Regions from separate parts of the Homo sapiens genome. Here regions 1 and 2 are each linked to region 3. The links are chromatin contacts, found by Hi-C or POLR2A ChIA-PET in ENCODE. All regions are on one chromosome and are shown on one strand. Each heading gives the region's core, a stretch centred on a gene start or an enhancer-like site at or near the end of the contact. The rest is flanking DNA. Distances are from core to core; before and after follow the strand shown.

Evidence for each region. A loop is a pair of places that touch in the nucleus more often than their neighbours do. ChIA-PET counts read pairs that join two places held with the same protein, here RNA polymerase II (POLR2A). Pooled maps may share reads with other maps.
Region 1: a pooled map shows a loop between it and region 3 (2.9-fold over the local background). The contact joins two enhancer-like sites. A Hi-C loop is called at or near these places in 1 of 37 single-sample maps with no recorded cell type and 2 of 50 pooled maps. POLR2A ChIA-PET finds 5 or more read pairs at or near these places in 1 of 52 experiments (Panc1).
Region 2: a map with no recorded cell type shows a loop between it and region 3 (5-fold over the local background). The contact joins the promoter of ANKRD37 here to the enhancer-like site in region 3. A Hi-C loop is called at or near these places in 3 of 37 single-sample maps with no recorded cell type and 4 of 50 pooled maps.

The regions. Positions count from the first base shown.
Region 1 is chr4:185,303,662-185,306,986 of GRCh38, forward strand. The region is part of intron 6 of SNX25 (sorting nexin 25); the gene reads left to right. Among named protein-coding and RNA genes, the nearest start is that of LRP2BP, 91 kb to the right of the region's middle. RefSeq lists enhancers at 152-251, 1,140-1,329, 2,365-2,424, 2,510-3,010 and a silencer at 2,534-2,828. Within about 2 kb of position 1,515, at least 10 of the 41 ENCODE cell types and tissues checked have a DNase peak (open chromatin) inside an H3K27ac peak, as active enhancers do.
Region 2 is chr4:185,395,255-185,398,105 of GRCh38, forward strand. It overlaps ANKRD37 (ankyrin repeat domain 37), which reads left to right and starts at 1,587. Exons shown (of 5, transcript NM_181726.4): 1 at 1,587-1,696; 2 at 1,896-2,048. The coding sequence starts at 1,670. It overlaps LRP2BP (LRP2 binding protein), which reads right to left and starts at 670. Exons shown (of 9, transcript NM_001377440.1): 1 at 1-670. RefSeq lists silencers at 793-982, 1,203-1,572 and an enhancer at 1,103-1,172.
Region 3 is chr4:185,735,345-185,738,325 of GRCh38, forward strand. The region is part of intron 2 of SORBS2 (sorbin and SH3 domain containing 2); the gene reads right to left. Among named protein-coding and RNA genes, the nearest start is that of SORBS2, 75 kb to the right of the region's middle. RefSeq lists an enhancer at 1,755-2,324. Within about 2 kb of position 1,609, at least 2 of the 41 ENCODE cell types and tissues checked have a DNase peak (open chromatin) inside an H3K27ac peak, as active enhancers do.

The DNA.
Region 1 (3,325 bases), core at 265-2,764, 430 kb before region 3:
AAAAAAAAAAAAAAAAAAAAGCAAGGCAGGGCACACAGTGGGCACACCCTGGCCGGGCTGCACAAAGTCCATGTGTCTCTGTACTCTTCTCCATCATAAAGTGAGTGATTCCGCCATCAACTCCTGTACGATTTCTGCTATTCCTCAAATATACTCTCCACTGAAGTGGAGTGACACGTTAGACTATGAAATCTCAGGTGTTTAGAGTGGTAAGAGAAGCCCATTTGTTCTTTTCAAAAAAGGACATACCAGCCTCAGGTTGAAAAGTAAGGCAAATATTTTTTTGAGTTCCTTAGCAACTGTTGAGGTGATTTCTAGATAATTTTGAAGAAGTCTGTGATGATTGGTAACTACTGAGAATTGCTGCCAGCTTTGTGTTAAGAGGTCAAGTACCATTTCTCACTTCAAATCTTGACTAGTCCCTAAGTAAATATATACCTGTTTCTTGAACCCTTCCATCAAGAGGATTTAGTAAAACTTCTGTTTACTTATTTATATTTTAGAGACATGTTCTCACTCTGTCACCCAGGCTGGAACATAGAGACGTGATCATAGCTCACTGTAACCTCAAACTCCTGGCTTTAGTGATCACGGCTCACTGCAGCCTCGACCTGCTGGGCTCAAGTGATCCTTCTGCCTCAGCCTCCTGAGTAGCTAGGACTACAGGTGCATGCCACCACGCCTGGCTAATTTTTAAACTTATTTTGTTTTTTTGAGATGGAGTTTTGCTCTTGTTGCCCAGACTGGAGTGAAATGGCGCATCTCGGCTCACCTCAACCTCCACCTCCTGGGTTCAAGCAATTCCCCTGGCTCAGCCTCTCGAGTAGCTGGGATTACAGGCATGCGCCACCATGCCCGGCTAATTTAGTGTTTTTAGTAGAGAAGGGGTTTCTCCATGTTGATCAGACTGGTCTCCAACTCCCAGCCTCATGTGATCTGCCTGCCCCAGCCTCCCAAAGTGCTGGAATTACAGGCGTGAGCCACCACACCGGGCCTAAATTTTTTTTTATAGAGACAGAGTCTTGCTGTGTTGCCCAAGCTGGTTTTAAACTCCTGGCCTCAAGCCATCCTCCCACTTCAGCCCTGCACAGTGCTGGTATTACAGGCATGAGCCACCACATCCAGCCTAAAACTTTTATTTGAATATACAAGAAAGATTCAACAGCTGGTTAGTCTGTCAGTGCACATACAGTTGATTGGAGAACCAGCATTTTCTAGGGAGGAAGTCTCTATTCCATATGTCGATTGCCTGCATTTCACGAGAAGACCTGAGCATCCTGGGCAGAGGAGAGAAGAGAGCCCATGTTGAGGAGTGAGGGAAGGGGAAGGAGGGTGCGGCCTTGTCCTCTGTTTGCTCTAACCTTCTTGTTAGAGGAGCAGGTTGTACCTCTGTATCAGCACTGCTAAGTGGGGCCAGGTGGAGGGTAGGAGGTGGCAGTTTTGCTCCCCAGGGGACATGTGACAATAGTCTGGAGACATTTTTGGTTGTCGTCTTTGGGGGAAGGGATGCTACTGGCATCTAGTGGTAGAGGCTAGGCATGCTGCTAAACATCCTGCAGTACACAGGACAGCCCCCCACAGCTGAGAACTACCCTGTCCAAAATGTCAGTAGTGCTGAGGTTGAGAAACCCTGCCCTGTATTATCCATTAAATCCCTCAGTGAGTCTGCTGAGGATGCTGCCATTATGATATGCCCTGGAACATGATAGCATGTTATGAGGGAAGGAAAATATTCTACTGTTGGTGTTTTTCTTTTTTTATACCTGAAAAGCACAGTGGTGCCATTTTAATCCAGTTGTACTATTTCTGGAGTCATGAGTTTGCACTTTAAGTTACTTTGCTCTCTGCTGCCTCATTAGAAATAGCATCTAACAGTTGTCGTTAGATGTTGCTGTTTTTGTTTTACTGCAAGCCACTTCACTTGCTTAAGGAAGAATTATATCATGGGCAGGGGATTTATAGCGAAAAGCATTTCTGTGATGTTATTCGTAAGTCTGTTGTAATGTCTTTGTAGCCAAAAGGGTTTACCTAATGTCTAATATAAATGTCTTTTTCACCAAATGAACCCAAATTCACCCATTTCCTTTTGCTCTGATCTCAGTAGAACCTAGACTATCTAGACGGAAAAACAGTAAATATTTGAACTAATTGCTTTGGAATATTATAGGTTAGTGCGAAAGTAATCACTTTTTTTGCCATTAAAAGTAATGGCGAAACCCGTGATTACTTTTGCACTAACCTAACATCATGTGTGTGTTCATCTTGGCACCAGTTTAAAGACACACTGCCATCCGGTGTTTCACTGGCCACTTCTTTTTAAAGCTAGATTAAATGTTGTGTGATTAACCCAGTTTCTAACAATGCACAGTGTTACTACTTAACACTCTATAGAGAAACAGCCACATAACTCTGGCATGAGCTGGGTCACGGGGTGTTGTCACACACCCACTCGCCTATACTTTTCTTGATGTGAATATTTCTTGGATGAATGGGTTTTAAGGCCACAAAGAAATGTATTCATCTGCATCACTGGATTTACAAGGATTTTTGCATGCCAGCAGCATGGGATGCATGAGCTCCACGTTAGTCATTTAGCTCTGAATGTGGCATTCGCTTTCTGAGGCAAAAATAAACAGAACCATCTAAGCAACAAGCTGCTGTTGCATTTGTTAGCAACAAGCTTTGTGATCAGACAATGGCATTGTATGGCCCATTATCAAACAGAACGCATTCACGTGAGCAAGCCACATTTAAGCGGAGCACCAAAACATTCTTCCCAGCCTTGCAGCTGGGTTTTAGGGAAGGGTTATTCTCTTTCTTACTTCTCTTTGGAATTTTCTTCTAGGTTTTGTCCTTTTAGAAAGGCGTTTTAAGCTCTCTTTGGGTAAAAAGAATGTAATGGTTGGTAAATGGGTGTCAGTTTTCTCCTATATTTCTCTCTCTTTATTAACATGTTTTAACCCCAAATTAAAATTGAGGTCTAGGTTTGTTTTATAAATAAGAGGCAACTTTAGTCCCAGAATTTTTAGATTAACTTAAACATTATACACAAACTATGAAGTTTAAGGATATATATTTTAAAAGTAAAAGTTTTCTTGAAAAATTAGGTCTTCCAAGCTTGCATTTCCTTAGGTACACTCACAAAACATCTTAGTTTGCAATAGACTAATTTTGGGGCAAACTACATTTACCTTCATCCTCCCACAAAGGAGTCTCTGAAATACTATTTTTTTCCTGTTGAGATAAATGCTAAATTAGTGAGTTCTTTAGGCAGGTCCTGACTGTTGGCCAAGTATAACACAAGTTCAGAAACCATTATTGAAGT
Region 2 (2,851 bases), core at 337-2,836, 340 kb before region 3:
AAGAAAAGATATGAAATATGGAGGCACTTTCACCACACAAATATCCCACTACATATGCTAACTGCAGTATTTATGTTCAAAACTGTAAGAACGTGTCTGATACCCTTTATTAGTTAGGAATTCCTGAAAATGAACTTCTGTGCAAACCTGAAGCTTCAACACGTGTTTTAAAAAGCAGTGCTTATTGAATTGATAAACAAAAGCGAAACTGGCAATATCAACGTGTGCTCACCTCACAAATCTGACAACAGTATCTCTACACTGCCGTTCTTTAAACATCATTAAAAGATATTGTGAATAGTTTAAATATTAAAAATGTGGAATATAAGAACGATTCTATATATTTGAACACACATTTATATTCAAATATTCATATGAATAAAAATGCTTAAAACTACCCCTTGGGTAACTAAGTATAACAACATAAACTTGCGATTGCAAATTTTATGGCTCTTACTACAAAACAAAAAGTAGAATGAAAAGACCACTTATCTTTAGAGGACAAGCATGAACTTGTTTTCTAACAGCATAACAATAAACGTATTTATTTCTCCGAGCTTTCAAAGGCATCAACAGAAGGGAATCACTAAAAATGTAGGGGAAAAGAAACACTCGGCTGGAGCTTTGGTTTCTAAGCAGATCCTTCTGGAAAGACGCTTAGGGAGAGTCTAGGGAGCAGCTCTGACGTCAGTAGCTGCCATCGGAAGTCAGGTCATGTTCTACAAAAAGCAGTGACGCACGCCCGACAGCACCCGCGGGGCCGGACAGCGGCTTCACCAGCCCCGCGGGTCCGAATCGCACGCGGCCGGGTCCGCTCTCCCGGGAGGAGAGCCCGGCGTGGACCAGCGTGACGACCCCAGCGTGCTGCGGCCTCTCCCCGAGGGCCCCTCCACAAGGGTCCCTGCGCGGGCCGGGCTCGGCCGTTGCCACTCGGGACAGCCATCCCCTCGAGTTCGCGCTCGCCGTCCCCGCCTTCACCTCCCGGGTTGGGAGGCGGGCGACTGCGCGCGAGGTAAAGGAACTTGCGTTCCCCGGCGCCGAGGCGGCAGCAGCGCAGTGCACAGCGGCTTCTGAAGGCGGCGTCGACGGGGAGCTGCGCGTGGCTCCCAGTTTCCTGGTTACGTGCGCGCCGGCAGAGCCAAAACCTGCAGCCGAAACTCCCGCTTCTCCGTAAGGATTAAAGGGCGGGCGCACTACCGGGAGACGTGTCAAACTCAGCGCGCCTCATGGCGGCCGCGGAGCCCCACCCGCTCCTACTCCAGTCCTCTCACGCCCACTGACTTACCCTGCGCACGCGCGCTGAGGCTCCGTGGGGCCGCCGCGGGCCCCGCCCCGAGGTGGGAGGGCCTGACGCATCCACAGCTGGCCAATCGGCGGATGGCCTCGCGCGCCCGCCCCCTCCCCCTGCCCCCGGCGCCGGGCTCCACGTGCCAGTGTTTGTGTACGTGCGGCCGTGGCGGGGCTGGACAGGGTCCGGGTCGTTGAGGATTAGGCTGCTCGGGCGTAACCGGAGCTGGGGCGCGGCTGCCAAGGGCCGGCCCGGAAGTCCCAGCGGTCTTTAAATTCTCCCGTGCTAGGGCCAGCCTGCGCATTCTTACCTGTCGGGGTGCGGCGAGTGTCTCACCTCTCTGCACTTCCAAGGACTCTTGTCATCTGCCTTAGGCGGGAAATGCTGTTGCTGGATTGCAACCCCGAGGTGAGATTCGGGCTCACAGAGCCCGAGCTTTTGTCCTGCAGGCTCAAGCTTCTAGATTCGTCTTCTCGTTAATGCGGGGACGGACCACTGGGCGCTGCCTGGTCAGAGCTGGTTGTGAAGGGCGGGGAGGTTTCCAGCCCGGAGGGGCGCGGGACTGGACAAAGGTGGGAAGGGTGCTGGATCTGTTCTCTTCCTGCAGGTGGATGGTCTGAAGCATTTGCTGGAGACAGGGGCCTCGGTCAACGCACCCCCGGATCCCTGCAAGCAGTCGCCTGTCCACTTAGCCGCAGGAAGCGGCCTTGCTTGCTTTCTTCTCTGGCAGCTGCAAACGGGCGCTGACCTCAACCAGCAGGTAACTAGGTAACTGTTGCTGTGTACAGCCGTCCCCTCCAACCCAGACACACACAAACATTTCTCAGACGCCAAGAGTTGTTTCAGCTGTTAAAAACATGTCTATAGCAGCGATGTCCAACAGAAATATAATGCAAGACACAGATGTAATTTAAGAGTTTTTTTCCAGTCTTGATGTGAGGACATGAGAAATTTGAAGTTTTTAAGTAGCCACATTAATAAACGAAACATGAAATTTTAGTATTTGACCCAATTTGTCCAAAATGTTATCAGTTCAATATGTAATCAAAGCAATTGCTGATTAGATATTTTACACTTTCTTTTATTCTGTCTTCACAATCTGGTGTGACAGCGTATCTCAAATCAGACTAGCCACATTTCAAATACTCTAGCCTTAAGTGGCTGTTGACTATCATATTGAACAGCACAGATCTAGTTTATTTCAAAAGAAGTAATTGCTACATTACCAAAAGTCTCCCTGCAGCAATTGAAATACTTAGGAGCTATGTCCACAAGCATTCTAATTTCCTAAAGAGTTTTCTTACTGTAGTTTGCATCTTCCACTGAATATTAAAGCATGGTGAATTTTAAATTGTAAACTTTTCTGGAAGAACTCTTTTTATTTGCTTACATTTTAATGTATGTGCATATGGCTACACGTTTTTATTTATTTGAGACGGAGTTTTGCTTTTGTCGCCCAGACTGGAGTGCAATGGCGCGATCTCGGCTCACTGCAACCTCTGCTTCTTGGGTTCAAGAGATTCTCCTGCCTCAGCCTCCCTAGTAGGTGGGATTACAGGCACG
Region 3 (2,981 bases), core at 359-2,858:
GAGATTCGCTTCCATTGAATCAGAGTAAACTATTTTTTTTTTTTTTTGCTTCTTGGCAGAATATTATTTGCAGATATCTGCAAATTTGGTAGGAAAGCTTTTTTTTCTAAATGGAACTATCCTGAAAACAAAGGGAAAAAAGGGCAAACACACACACACTCACACACACAAACAAACACACACACTCACATGCGAGCCTTCCCCCAAATCCTTCCAAGTCTTCATTCTATTTAAGCTGTTCATAAATAATATCTGATGATAATCTCATTGAAAATGCATCTGTTTTTATGTTAATTTTTGTTAATTTGACATCCCTAGACGATATCATGAAAATATTTACTGTGTGTACGTTTGTGTGTGTGTATGTGTGTGTGTGGGTGCAATTTTGTCCCCTTAGTCCATGATGAATTAAAATAAGTAGTTTACCTATAGATAACTAAAATTCTATACATGTCTTCATGAAGTTTACCTTATTTAACCGTTGCAATTAACACATATCCCAGAAAAATCTTTAAATTTTATTTTTAATATTATCCTAATGTTGCTGAGTTCCCAGCAACACAATTATTTATTGCAGCCAACATCTACCATGCTTACTATTACAGCAAGCTCTTTTCCAAGTTCTTATATCAATAACACACAAGGCAGGGCCTGTGATATTTCCCATTTGTGGATGGAGAAGCAGAGCCGTGGACAGGTGCCAAGTCACCCAGGTCTCAGGGGTGGGGTGGGGTCTCCCCACAGACAGCCTGGCTCAGACACACTCTCCACTGCCGCAGCGCGAGGGACCCTTGTCATCATCCCACAGAGTTTGCCTTGTCATTGCTTCTGAAGTGCTTAGAGACTGTCAATGAAGGAGCAATCTCAATAAACTTTGTGGTTTTGTCATCCTCAGAAATGACCAATCTTCATGAAGGTGGTGTTGTGCAAGCCTGGGCTTCTATTAAAATAAAAAAGTGTGCTTTGCACCTAAGGCAATGGTGGGATTAAAGCAAGTAGCAAATTGATGTTCTCATTTAAAAGTCTTGCCTGGTCTGTGAGTGCCCTGGGCCTGCAAAGGTAAAAGAAGCCTGACCACAAAGCAACTGGGCATTCTGGAGGTTACTGGGCAGACCTGAGACTCCAGAGAAAGTAGGAAGAGAAGGCAGATTGTCAGTTAATGATGGCGGTGTTCGTTTCTGTTTGTATACTTTTAACAGTCTAAAAATGGGGCTTCGGACACAATACCTTTCCTAAATGAAACCAGTGCCTGCTTCGTTACAGGCACAAGGTATGTACTGTGGGTGACATCCAGCCCCCTTCAGTTTTCCAGAGTCTTTCCTGGGGTCTTGCTTGGCTCAGGGCCACTGGAACACAACCCACCCGATGACACCAGGGTGTGTCGAGCCTGTGGTCAAGGTTCACACGTCTGTGTGTGCCACAACCACTGCAGAGGGGAAAGACATCATCCACACAACATCCCACCCTCAGCAGGGACTTGGAAAATCAGGAACCCGATAGTCCATAGTTGGGGAGACTGAAAGGTTCCCCAAACAAGCAAGGCTGCTCCATTTTACCTAACAATACCATACCTACTGGCACGGTTTCTCCCTGTGCCCCATTGCTAACATTTCTCCTTCGAGTTGGCATGCCAAGGAAAGCACAGTGAAAAATGTCTGAGTTCCGGGTTGCTCTTAGCAACATCCATGAATCTGAGTTTCTAACCTCCTTCCCTATAGAACAGTGCCTGAAGGAAGAACTGGCAATGCTCACTGGTGTCAGAATTGCCCACGATTTTTCCCTTTTCAGCAATTATTTAAGTGCTCCAAAAGCATTGCTTCCTTACTGTTTTCAAGGCAAGATAGAAGGAGAGGTTAATCTTGCTTAGAATTTCCTCTGCTTTCAAGTTCCAGGTTGGGGGTATAAAGAGGTTTGATAGAAAAGAACCGCAGCAGCCCAGGCCTGGCTGCAGGAGAAAGCAAAGTGGCTGGGGACAGGGGGTGTGGAGAGCAGGTGGTCTCCCGTCTCCTCCATCAGGGTCAGGAATGTGTCTGCTCCTTTACTGGAACCATCGCCCTCCCTGGATGGCTGTACCGTTTAGGGAGGCCTGTGCTGACAATACAGGTGCAATTCAAAAGAAATTCCATTAAAATAAAGTGGGCAGTGGGGAGAAACGGGGAATTCTGTCATGAAACATAAAACCTAAAATACTGTCTGGTCAAAACCTAGACAGCCTGTGAGACCCATGAGAGCTCGGAGACCCTGCTTTCGGAGCATAGGTGGGGACCCGAGGGGTGGGGCCGTGAGCAGGGTCTCAGGCCAGCCGTGGAGAAGGCGGCTGCCTCTGCGGGGATGGGCACCGCAGCGTGGTGGGCAGATATGAGGAAGGCAAGGACTTTCCCATTGACCATGCAAAACCTTCACGAAGTCAGGGTCTGTCCACCGTCTAAAGATCGAGACCTCATGTTGAGTTCTGAGGTAAAATGGGAAAACAGTTTTAACAGTGCAGTGAAGCTTCCTGCCAATAAGCAAACCTTTCCACCCTCCGCTCAGCTACAGAAACACATTTGGGAGCTCCAGGGAGGAGGCGGAGGGGCACAGGCGCTCCCCAGTGTGGGCCACGCTCAGGTGTCCCTTCACAATGGCAGCCACACTGCTTCGTGAAACGGACACACTACGGGATGGAAAACAGTGAGAGGGAAGCCACGGCATCAAGAAGCAATAATCACAGAATGTTTTTGTGCTGTCCACGCCTTCCTCAACATCTGCCTCCACTTCCAAGTCAATCGAGACAGCCTGTTTATGTGGAGCTTTGAGATGACACATACACTTTACTGACCCTAGAACAATACCCTTTCCACATCTAAAGCAATTTTCGTGTAAATGACTGTGCCATTAACCTTCCAGGGTCATTCAAATATTTTCTGAGAAATTGGCTGCTTTCGGGATTTTCTTAGAATGCCATGTGTTTCATTTTTGTGCAGAACAGATGACAGGCGAGG